Linked DNA regions of Mus musculus: region 1 is linked to region 2. A link is a contact called in ENCODE Hi-C or POLR2A ChIA-PET data. All regions are on one chromosome and are shown on one strand. The core of a region is the stretch at or near the end of the contact, and the rest is flanking DNA. Distances in the headings are between cores, read along the strand shown.

Region 1 (5,157 bases), core at 2,458-4,957, 98 kb before region 2:
AATGCTATACCAAAAGTCCCCCATACCCACCCACCCCCACTCCCCTACCCGCCCACTCCCCCTTTTTGGCCCTGGCGTTCCCCTGTTCTGGGGCATATAAAGTTTGTGTGTCCAATGGGCCTCTCTTTCCAGTGATGGCCGACTAGGCCATCTTTTGATACATATGCAGCTAGAGTCAAGAGCTCCGGGGTGCTGGTTAGTTCATAATGTTGATCCACCTATAGGGTTGCAGATCCCTTTAGCTCCTTGGGTACTTTCTCTAGCTCCTCCATTGGGAGCCCTGTAATCCATCCATTAGCTGACTGTGGGCATCCACTTCTGTGTTTGCTAGGCCCCGGCATAGTCTCACAAGAGACAGCTACATCTGGGTCCTTTCGATAAAATCTTGCTAGTGTATGCAATGGTGTCAGCGTTTGGATGCTGATTATGGGGTGGATCCCTGGATAAGGCAGTCTCTACATGGTCCATCCTTTCATCTCAGCTCCAAACTTTGTCTCTGTAACCTCTTCCAAGGGTGTTTTGTTCCCACTTCTAAGGAGGGGCATAGTGTCCACACTTCAGTCTTCATTTTTCTTGAGTTGCATGTGTTTAGGAAATTGTATCTTATATCTTGGGTATCCTAGGTTTTGGGCTAATATCCACTTATCAGTGAGTACATATTGTGTGAGTTCCTTTGTGAATGTGTTACCTCACTCAGGATGATGCCCTCCAGGTCCATCCATTTGGCTAGGAATTTCATAAATTCATTCTTTTTAATAGCTGAGTAGTACTCCATTGTGTAGATGTACCACATTTTCTGTATCCATTCCTCTGTTGAGGGGCATCTGGGTTCTTTCCAGCTTCTGGCTATTATAAATAAGGCTGCTATGAACATAGTGGAGCATGTGTCCTTCTTACCTGTTGGGGCATCTTCTGGATATATGCCCAGGAGAGGTATTGCTGGATCCTCCGGTAGTACTATGTCCAATTTTCTGAGGAACCGCCAGACGGATTTCCAGAGTGGTTGTACAAGCCTGCAATCCCACCAACAATGGAGGAGTGTTCCTCTTTCTCCACATCCTCGCCAGCATCTGCTGTCACCTGAATTTTTGATCTTAGACATTCTGACTGGTGTGAGGTGGAATCTCAGGGTTGTTTTGATTTGCATTTCCCTGATGATTAAGGATGTTGAACATTTTTTCAGGTGCTTCTCTGCCATTCGGTATTCCTCAGGTGAGAATTCTTTGTTCAGTTCTGAGCCCCATTTTTTAATGGGGTTGTTTGATTTTCTGAAGTCCACCTTCTTGAGTTCTTTATATATGTTGGATATTAGTCCCCTATCTGATTTAGGATAGGTAAAGATCCTTTCCTAATCTGTTGGTGGTCTCTTTGTCTTATTGACGGTGTCTTTTGCCTTGCAGAAACTTTGGAGTTTCATTAGGTCCCATTTGTCAATTCTCGATCTTACAGCACAAGCCATTGCTGTTCTGTTCAGGAATTTTTCCCCTGTGACCATATCTTCAAGGCTTTTCCCCACTTTCTCCTCTATAAGTTTCAGTGTCTCTGGTTTTATGTGAAGTTCTTTGATCCATTTAGATTTGACCTTAGTACAAGGAGATAAGTATGGATCGATTCGCATTCTTCTACATGATAACAACCAGTTGTGCCAGCACCATTTGTTGAAAATGCTGTCTTTCTTCCACTGGATGGTTTTAGCTCCCTTGTCGAAGATCAAGTGACCATAGGTGTGTGGGTTCATTTCTGGGTCTTCAATTCTATTCCATTGGTCTACTTGTCTGTCTCTATACCAGTACCATGCAGTTTTTACCACAATTGCTCTGTAGTAAAGCTTTAGGTCAGGCATGGTGATTCCACCAGAGGTTCTTTTATCCTTGAGAAGAGTTTTTGCTATCCTAGGTTTTTTGTTATTCCAGATGAATTTGCAAATTGCTCCTTCTAATTCGTTGAAGAATTGAGTTGGAATTTTGATGGGGATTGCATTGAATCTGTAGATTGCTTTTGGCAAGATAGCCATTTTCACAATATTGATCCTGCCAATCCATGAGCATGGGAGATCTTTCCATCTTCTGAGATCTTCTTTAATTTCTTTCTTCAGAGACTTGAAGTTTTTATCATACAGAAGCTGTCTGGTTCTCTGGCGCACCCTCTAACCTGTTCAGACTAATTTCCTAGGTCCCGCGGAGTCCCGGAACCCAGATGGCGACCACTGCTGCTGAGGCTGAGGCCGCCTCCCAAGCCAGGCGGACACCTGTCCTCTGGTCCTCTGGTCCGGATGGTGGCCGGTTGTCTGCGGCCCGCCCAGGCTGCTGCCTCAGCGGCTCTGTGCTTCCGCCCGTCCCAGAAGCTGTCCGGTTCTCTGGCGCACCCTCTAACCTGTTCAGACTAATTTCCTAAGTTCTGCTGAGTCCCGGAACCAAGATCATGTTTAAACTGCAGTCATAGCAACAAAACAAGACACGATAGCACTGTTTTTGTTCTATGTGCTGGGAACTGTCATCAATTCTTCCTTCTCACCAAATTATTTTATCCTCATCTGACTGCCATGGTACAGTTGATATTGTAGAATTCATTTCTCAGATGAAGCATCTTAGGGAGAGAGGTTAACTGCTGTGTTCCACCCTCCTGTCTAGATTTCTCAATGGTAAAAGCAAGATTCAGAAGCTCAATTGGCTCTGGGATGCTTGCTCTTAAGCCCTCTACAATGTTCTAAGTGGCTGTCAGCAGCAGCGCCTGCTCATCCATGAATCAAAGGTCCCATCTCTCTTTCAGTCTATGCCCTGGATGCAAAGATAGCAACCTGGCAAAACATAAGGAAGTAGAGGTTAGGAATCTGGCAGACCTGAGTTGAACTGTAAGTTCTTTAGCTGGTGATTGTGAGCAAACTAACTTCACTGAGCCTTGGCCAGTGTGGGAACAATGCTATTTATCCGGTACAGGATGTTTAGGACTGTCATAAACCGGTTGGGGAAGTTTCCATGTTTAAATAAAATGCTACCATATTCTTCTCAGGTAAGAGTAGATGGAAGGGAGCAAGCTCCCAGGGATAGGATGACCTTTATTCCTGTTGACAGGGAGAAGGAATAGAGTCCAGTTGCTGTTAGACTCAGAGGGAAGCCCCTGTCCTTTGGTTCAGCCTTAAGGTGTCATTACCTTAAGTCACAGTAGCCACTGACATTCTTTGTAGGACCAAGTTATGTAGAGATCTTGGTGATTCCTGACCCAAGCTACAGTATTCAAAGTCTCTTCATATTTTGGGTTCTCTGGTCGTTCTGAGCCTCCAGACAGTGGGTGCTTTTTCATGTGGAGATACTGCTGAGTCCTACCCTCAGCTTTCCCGCCCTGTGAGCTTTCTAAAGAGGCCCCAGAGACGGCTTCTGATCCTTTCCAGGAAATCCAACTGGGTGCTCTGAAACAGAGTTTCTCAGTAAGGCTTGCTTCTGAGGATTACTTCACTCCAGGGCTCCATTCTCTCTCAAACTGCCTTCCAGTGCCCAGGCACAGCTCTGTCCACGACTCTGTCTCTTCCTCAACTCTTCTACACCTCATTACCTCCTTCTGACCTCCCATTGTCAAAGGAAGAGAGGTGCTGGCCTTATAAGCCAGCCTGCCTTAGCAGAAGATTCAGCCCCTGGAGATGGGGAAGAAGCACATTTGGCCCTGTTATAGCCACGGAGAGCTGACTCTATCTGGATGTTGGACTTGCTGTACAATCATCCCTGGAAAGTCACGGAACCTTCTTGGCCCCAGGCCTGGAAGGGAGACTGTGGCCTCACTGAAAGCAACAGTTCAAGCTGGCTGCCTTTCCATTGGCTTGCTTCCTCTTTTGGAGTATTGTTCCTTTGCTTCTGAGAATCTTTGCCACCCAGAGCAATGCACCGACTCAATGCGCAGACTCAATAACATTTAGTGTCATGCAGATTTAACTCTACTCATTAGCAGAAGTAAATTCTTAGCCATCATTCTCAATCTCCCTACTTGCCTTCTGTCTTAGCTTCTTCTCTTATTGCTTTGGTTTAAAAAAAATGCTCTGACAAAACTAATTTACTAGAGAGAACATTTATTTCAGAACACAAGTTGCGGTCCATCAAAGTAGGGAAATCACAGCAATGAGAACTTGCATGGTGAAGCGTCTATCCAATCTGTAGTTCTTCCTTCTCATTCAGGCCTTGCTTCTAATCCAAGCGTGCTACCCACAATGGATGGATCAATAAACCTCAAGCAATCCAGTCAAGAGAATTCCTTGTATATACCCAGAAGCCTATTTCCTTGGCTTTCCTAGGTCTCATGAAGTTGACAATTAAGACTGACCATCACAACTTCTAATGCTAGTTCACTCATATACTAGTAGTATGATTTAGGTGAAATTATAATTCATTTTGTTCTAGCCTCCTCATCTGTACTGTGAGATATTGACAGTACTGATTGCCTGTGGTTGCTTGAACTGGTGGTTACAATACCGCATGCAGCACACACACACACCCTTCCCCCATAAGACTGCAGTCATACCTTTTCCGTGCTGGCATAGTATGTTGGACACAATGTACTTTCCTTCCTTGACTTTGAACTTAGCCATGTGACTTCTTGTGCTCTATGGGAAGCATAGTCTTATCACCCAATTGGAGAACGGAATGTGTGGAAGGTTTCTCTTCTGTCACGGTCACAGTAAGAAGGGGCCTTTGGTGATGGAGTGTAATGTAGATACCTTTCCACAAGCCCTGCTTACATCAGCCAACACCCAGGTGACCAGCTGCCAGGAGGGTGAAGAATAAGCGTTGTTATCATATGCCCTTGAATTTCTTGTTTCCCTGTCCCCACCTCCCTAGTGTTGGGGTTACAGATGTGTACCACGATGCTCAGTTATTTGGTTCTGGAGATTAAGCTCAGGTCTCTGTACATAATAAAGAAGCCCTCTACTGAGTGAACTACAACCCCAGCCCTTTCTTCTTCCTTTCCTTGAAGCCCCCGTGATCATAACTGGGGCCACCAGAATCATCCAGAATCATCTCCTTATTTTAAACAAATCAACAGCTTTAGTTCGGTTTGCCTCCTAAATACCCATTTGCCATGTAACCTGGTATTCATTCCCAGGTTTGGGGGGTTAGAGCATAGGCATTGTGGTGGTCTTTATTTTAGCTTCTACAACCCACACTGGACACA
Region 2 (4,894 bases), core at 403-2,902:
GGCCTAATCATGCAGATGGCACCGTTTCTTGGCTTTAGTTCCAGGCCTGTTTAGCAGCGGAGAAGTTGAGTTGACCAATCATACATGTATTCATTCCCTTCCTGCCCTTGACTAGCTGCTTAGAAGTTCCTGCTGCCTTGACTGGTTCACTGGCCTAGAAGTGAAAGCTGGAATACTACCATCCTCCTCTGAGTTTCTTTGGTGATCCCATCACCAGGAGCAAAGCAGAATAGTGGGGATAACAGTTTCCTAGGAAATGCTGGAGAGGCATTTCACACGGGAGGAACCCAACATGGAAAATCTAAGAAGAAGGACAAGATCGTCCCAGGAGGAAGCCTTGACTTACCCAAGGTCATATATGATGGGTATGAGTGAACTCCAGAAGTGACACTTCTTCTGTTGACGCCACATTTTGATTCTTCCTTAAATATAGTGACTATGTCACATAGTCTACAACCAACACTGTGCTGGGATCTGCCAATGTCAGTGGGATTATGAGCCTGTCTTCTGACCTCATGCTTCTCTACTTCCTCCAGAGTTTGAGACTATAAAGGTCACCTTTACATTCTATGTCTTTCGTCTTCCTGAGCTTGACCCTCTGCTTCGGAAGACGCATGCTTAAGCTTGCCTAGAAACCCTCATTGCACAGCCCTTTAGTTGCCCCTTCTGTATGACTCTCTTTGTAGACAAAACCACAAACCCCGATGGGCAATTAGAGATTTTCAGTGGCAGCAATTTGGGATGATTTTGGCTAATTGCTGTCCTGTGTGAAAGAGTGGACATCGTCTTTGACAGCTGGCCTGAGCAGTCAGCAGTGTGTGAGGAGAGTTTCTCTTCTGACTTTGAAAGTGGTGGTGGGGGCAGGGTGGGCAGTGACCTGCTGTAGTCAGTCAGAAATGTTGTGTCTGCCTTTAGCCCTGCACTGGCAAACCCCTGAGCTCTGGCAGACACTGCACAGATTAAATAGGCTTTAGAGTATGCAGAGTTATATTCTCACTCACAGTTTAGCAAGTTTAACAAGGGTTGCTACTTTGTCTCAGCTGAACTGGGAGGATCCCTAGACAAGAAAAGGATGGGGAGTTTGATGACCTCATTATTTACTCTCCTAACGTTTGTTGGGAGTAAATTGTGTGGCCCCTTACTTCCCTCTCTCCCTCCTTCCTTGTTTTCTCCCTTCTTCCCTTCCTTCTCTTTTCTCTTTTCTTTTCTTTTCGTTTCTTTTCTTTTCTTTTCTTTTCTTTTCTTTTCTTTTCTTTTCTTTTCTTTTCTTTTCTTTTCTTTTCTTCTCTCTCTCTCTCTCTCTCTCTCTCTCTCTCTCTCTCTCTCTCTCTCTCTCTTCCTCCCTTCCTTCCTTCCTTCCTTCCTTGCTTCCTTGCTTCCTTGCTTCCTTGCTTCCTTCCTTTCAGTTATACTTTTCTGCTTCAGACAACCAAGCACACCACCAGAGAAAGAGGAAATCAGTTTCCATTCTTACTTTCTTCTAAGGGTAAAAGAATGCACTGGTTTCCTCCCATGGGATCCCTTTCCATCTCTGCCAGGGTCATCAGTGGGGTGGTGTTAAGTGCTGTGCGAAGGCTGGGAAGGTTCTTGTTGCCACACTCTCTGCCTGTGGTTTGTGTCACCTCTGGGCACTGTCCTTGTTCTCCTGAAAGCCGTGGTGTTTACAGTGAATGCAGCATGCTGGGATCACACTGTGAAGCTGTAGGGGGTGTCTGAGTTCACATGTCCTGCATTCCAGGCAAATGTTTTTAATATTGAGCAATGCTATGGTTTGCCAGGGTGAGGTCTGTGCTATTGGAATGCCACCGAAAAGGAAAGTCCCGGACAGATAGTGACTCAAATCATCTCCTCCACTCACAATCCTCGGGGCTTTAATTCCTACTCAATTCCCTCATGATAAATACAGCTCCGTGTGCTTACTGACCGCACCGCTCTTATTGGTTCTGATAAGTACAACTTTCCAAGAGATAGGGACGCAAATTGTCATATTTTGTTGAGTCATGTGTGCTCAGCAACTCTTTCCCAAACATTGCATCAGTAATTGGCAGCTCCCTGGTCTCTGCTGTATGACACTCTATGCCCAGGAAAAGCTCTATCCATTTCATGAAAGAAAGAAAGAAAGAAAGAAAGAAAGAAAGAAAGAAAGAAAGAAAGAAAGAAAGAGAGGAAGGAAGGAAGAAAGGTCTCTCTCTGCCTGGCTGTGATAGCCTGCTCTTAAGGAAGCTGAACCCCCAAGGGAGCAAAGACAAACTGCATTTTCAGATAAGTTAGAAAACTATGGCTATTTTACTTTCCACCTCCACTGGTCTCCTAGCAACAAGACAGCTGATGACTTCTACCAGGAAAAGGAAGCCTGGAACTTGGGGGAGCCCGTCTGAATTCTTGCTCGCAGTCTGATTTATTTGAAGCTTGGCTGCATTCTTGGGTGTGGAGACCCAGAAGTCCAGTCATCGGGGCATTCCCTGACCTTCACTTGACCTCCATCAATGCACAGATAGAGGGAAAACAGATGAGAGGTGCTTTCACAAGATTTCTTTCACAAGAATCTGCTTGGTGGGGAACAGATATTTCCTTTGATTTGAGGAAGGGCAGTCGAAAGCCTGCCTGTGACATGGAATGAAATCTCAGAAAAAGCAAGGAGCTAAGTGGGTATCAGAAACCAGGGGTCCTACTGGTGTCAATCTCTCCCTGAGGAGTTCAGGCAGGGAGTTCTTGTGCCCTTGTTCTTACATAGTGTTGATATTCTCAACTATAAAGTAAGGGGATTGAAACAGATGTCCTTTCAGGGTTGTAGGCCTCTATGTGTTCTTAAATAGTTTCCCAAATATACCATTATATCATCAGCCTTTCTGATTGTCTGTCTGTCTGTCTGTCTGTCTCTCTCTCTGTCTCTCTCTCTGTCTCTCTCTCTCTCTCTCTCTCTCTCTCTCACACACACACACACACACACACACACACACAGAGAGTCACTACATGTTGAGCAAGAATCCAAACTCAGGTGTGGCTCCTACCCTATTCATACAGCAGCAGCTATGTGGCTGACATCCGTGTCTTGTTAGATGGTTTTACTATCAACCGCTATTAGCCTGTGGAAGTAGAACTGGGAGATTCTTTTAACAGAGACTTAAGTTGTACTCTGCCTTTTAACATCTGGTAGACTTAGAAATAGGAATAAGAGCCTTTGAGTAGTTGCTACAATGTGGATTAGGAACCAGTGAAATGATGTGCATACTCAGTGCCTGTTCCATAGTAAGAGCTCAGTAAACAAGGAAGGGAGCTGGAAAGACAGACAGACAGACAGACACACACACAGATTTGTTCTAGGTCCCTGGAGTGTAGGGACTTGTCCTAATTGTCCCCTCACCTTGATATATTGTGTGGCACACAGATCAGAACTAACTTCTTTAGCCCAACATATTCAGCGCGCACACACACACACACACACACACACACTTGCACACACACAGGTACACACAGAGTTGTTCACACATAAATACACACTCATATACTCATGTACACACAGTCACATCCACACCCACATAGGCATATACATGCACACCTGCACAGGTATGCTAAAGAGTAATGAACACACCCAGTCTTGCCAGAACTTTTAAGCAAGGGCCTGAATTTTATAGCCACACTGCACAGCTAAAGTAACTGTCAGATGATCTAACAGTGATTGATATTTCATATACCACTTAGAATTGTTCTTCAATAATTCCTGGAATATGCAGTTTTGGCTTTGCCCAACACTCTTGATTCTGCACTGATTAGATAATATTAGGGCACTTCTTACTGTCCCCCTGCCACTCTTCCTTGCTCATCCCTTATTATGTCTTACACTTTTCTTTTTTAAACTTCATTGTTTCATAGCAGCTTCTCCAGATAGAGTTTGCTACTCTTCACAACCGTGAGGCTCAGGATGTGAGGGAGTAAAGACAACAGAGTGGGGAAGGACGCACAGTAATGTAACTTTCATGTCTCTATTCAAATGGAATGTGAGATGATGTGGTGGTACAGGCCTTCAATCTCAGCCTCTGGGAGGGGGAGGAAGGAGGGTCAAGAGTTCATTGTCATCTTTGACCGAGTGGTAAGTTTAGGATCAGCCTGCCCTACAAGGTACTTGACTTCCAAATGAATACATAGATTGCTAGGCAACTAAATGTAGAGGATAGAAGGAAGAACATGACAGATATCTTTTGCTGAAGAGAAAACTTGCTACCTTGAAGCAGTAAAAAACAACAAATCAAATCAAATCAAAACAAAACAAAAAAAAAATCAAAAACCAAAAACCAGAAAACCCAAAAAACCCAAAAACCCCCAAAACCTATCTTCCCCTGTATCATCACTACGGAGCCTTCCTGTGTTTCTAGCTTTAAGCTCACGATATACTTTTTATTTCTTGCCACTAATGACCTTGGAGGATGAATACCAATGATTAGACCTTAATTTCAAAGGGCATACTTATTGACACTTAGACAAATTAACTAGTGAACCCATATAACCTGAGCTATACTGGTACAATGAACATTTCTGCCTAGGTAGCATGACTCCAGAGCAAACCCTGCTGGCAAGCATGATCCACTGACTTACTCAGGATCCCTGGGTTCTTGTGGTCCCTGCTGACCCAGAGCCTCCTTTTGGCTCATCTTGAAGGCATCCCACCCTTATGGTACTACACATCATTGCCCCTCAGATTAAGAATCATTTGTCCAGAAGCTAGAGAATCACCAGCCACTGAAGTTTAAGAGTGGAAAAACTTTTTCTAAGTTCTTCATGCCTAGTGAGTTCCAACTGTGGGGCATGGCCTGGTTATTGGGTTGTAAAATCAAGTTAATAGTTCATGACCTACAGTCCAAAAATGAAATGAAATACAACAGACAGTAGCAGAGGC

The links. Hi-C counts contacts between places; a loop is a spot of excess contacts on that map. ChIA-PET counts read pairs that join two places held with the same protein, here RNA polymerase II (POLR2A).
Region 1: a loop to region 2 is called in a map of adrenal gland, with 2.1 times the contacts of the local background. The contact joins two enhancer-like sites. A Hi-C loop is called at or near these places in 2 of 37 maps with a recorded cell type or tissue (adrenal gland and heart). POLR2A ChIA-PET finds 5 or more read pairs at or near these places in 1 of 5 experiments (Patski).

What each region holds. Positions count from the first base shown.
Region 1 is chr15:62,226,329-62,231,485 of GRCm38, forward strand. All of the region lies in intron 2 of Pvt1 (Pvt1 oncogene), which reads left to right. Among named protein-coding and RNA genes, the nearest start is that of Pvt1, 190 kb to the left of the region's middle. Within about 2 kb of position 3,708, at least 1 of the 3 ENCODE cell types and tissues checked has a DNase peak (open chromatin) inside an H3K27ac peak, as active enhancers do; it is heart, where a contact is called at or near this core.
Region 2 is chr15:62,326,792-62,331,685 of GRCm38, forward strand. No RefSeq gene overlaps it. Among named protein-coding and RNA genes, the nearest start is that of Pvt1, 290 kb to the left of the region's middle. Within about 2 kb of position 1,653, at least 2 of the 3 ENCODE cell types and tissues checked have a DNase peak (open chromatin) inside an H3K27ac peak, as active enhancers do; they include heart, where a contact is called at or near this core.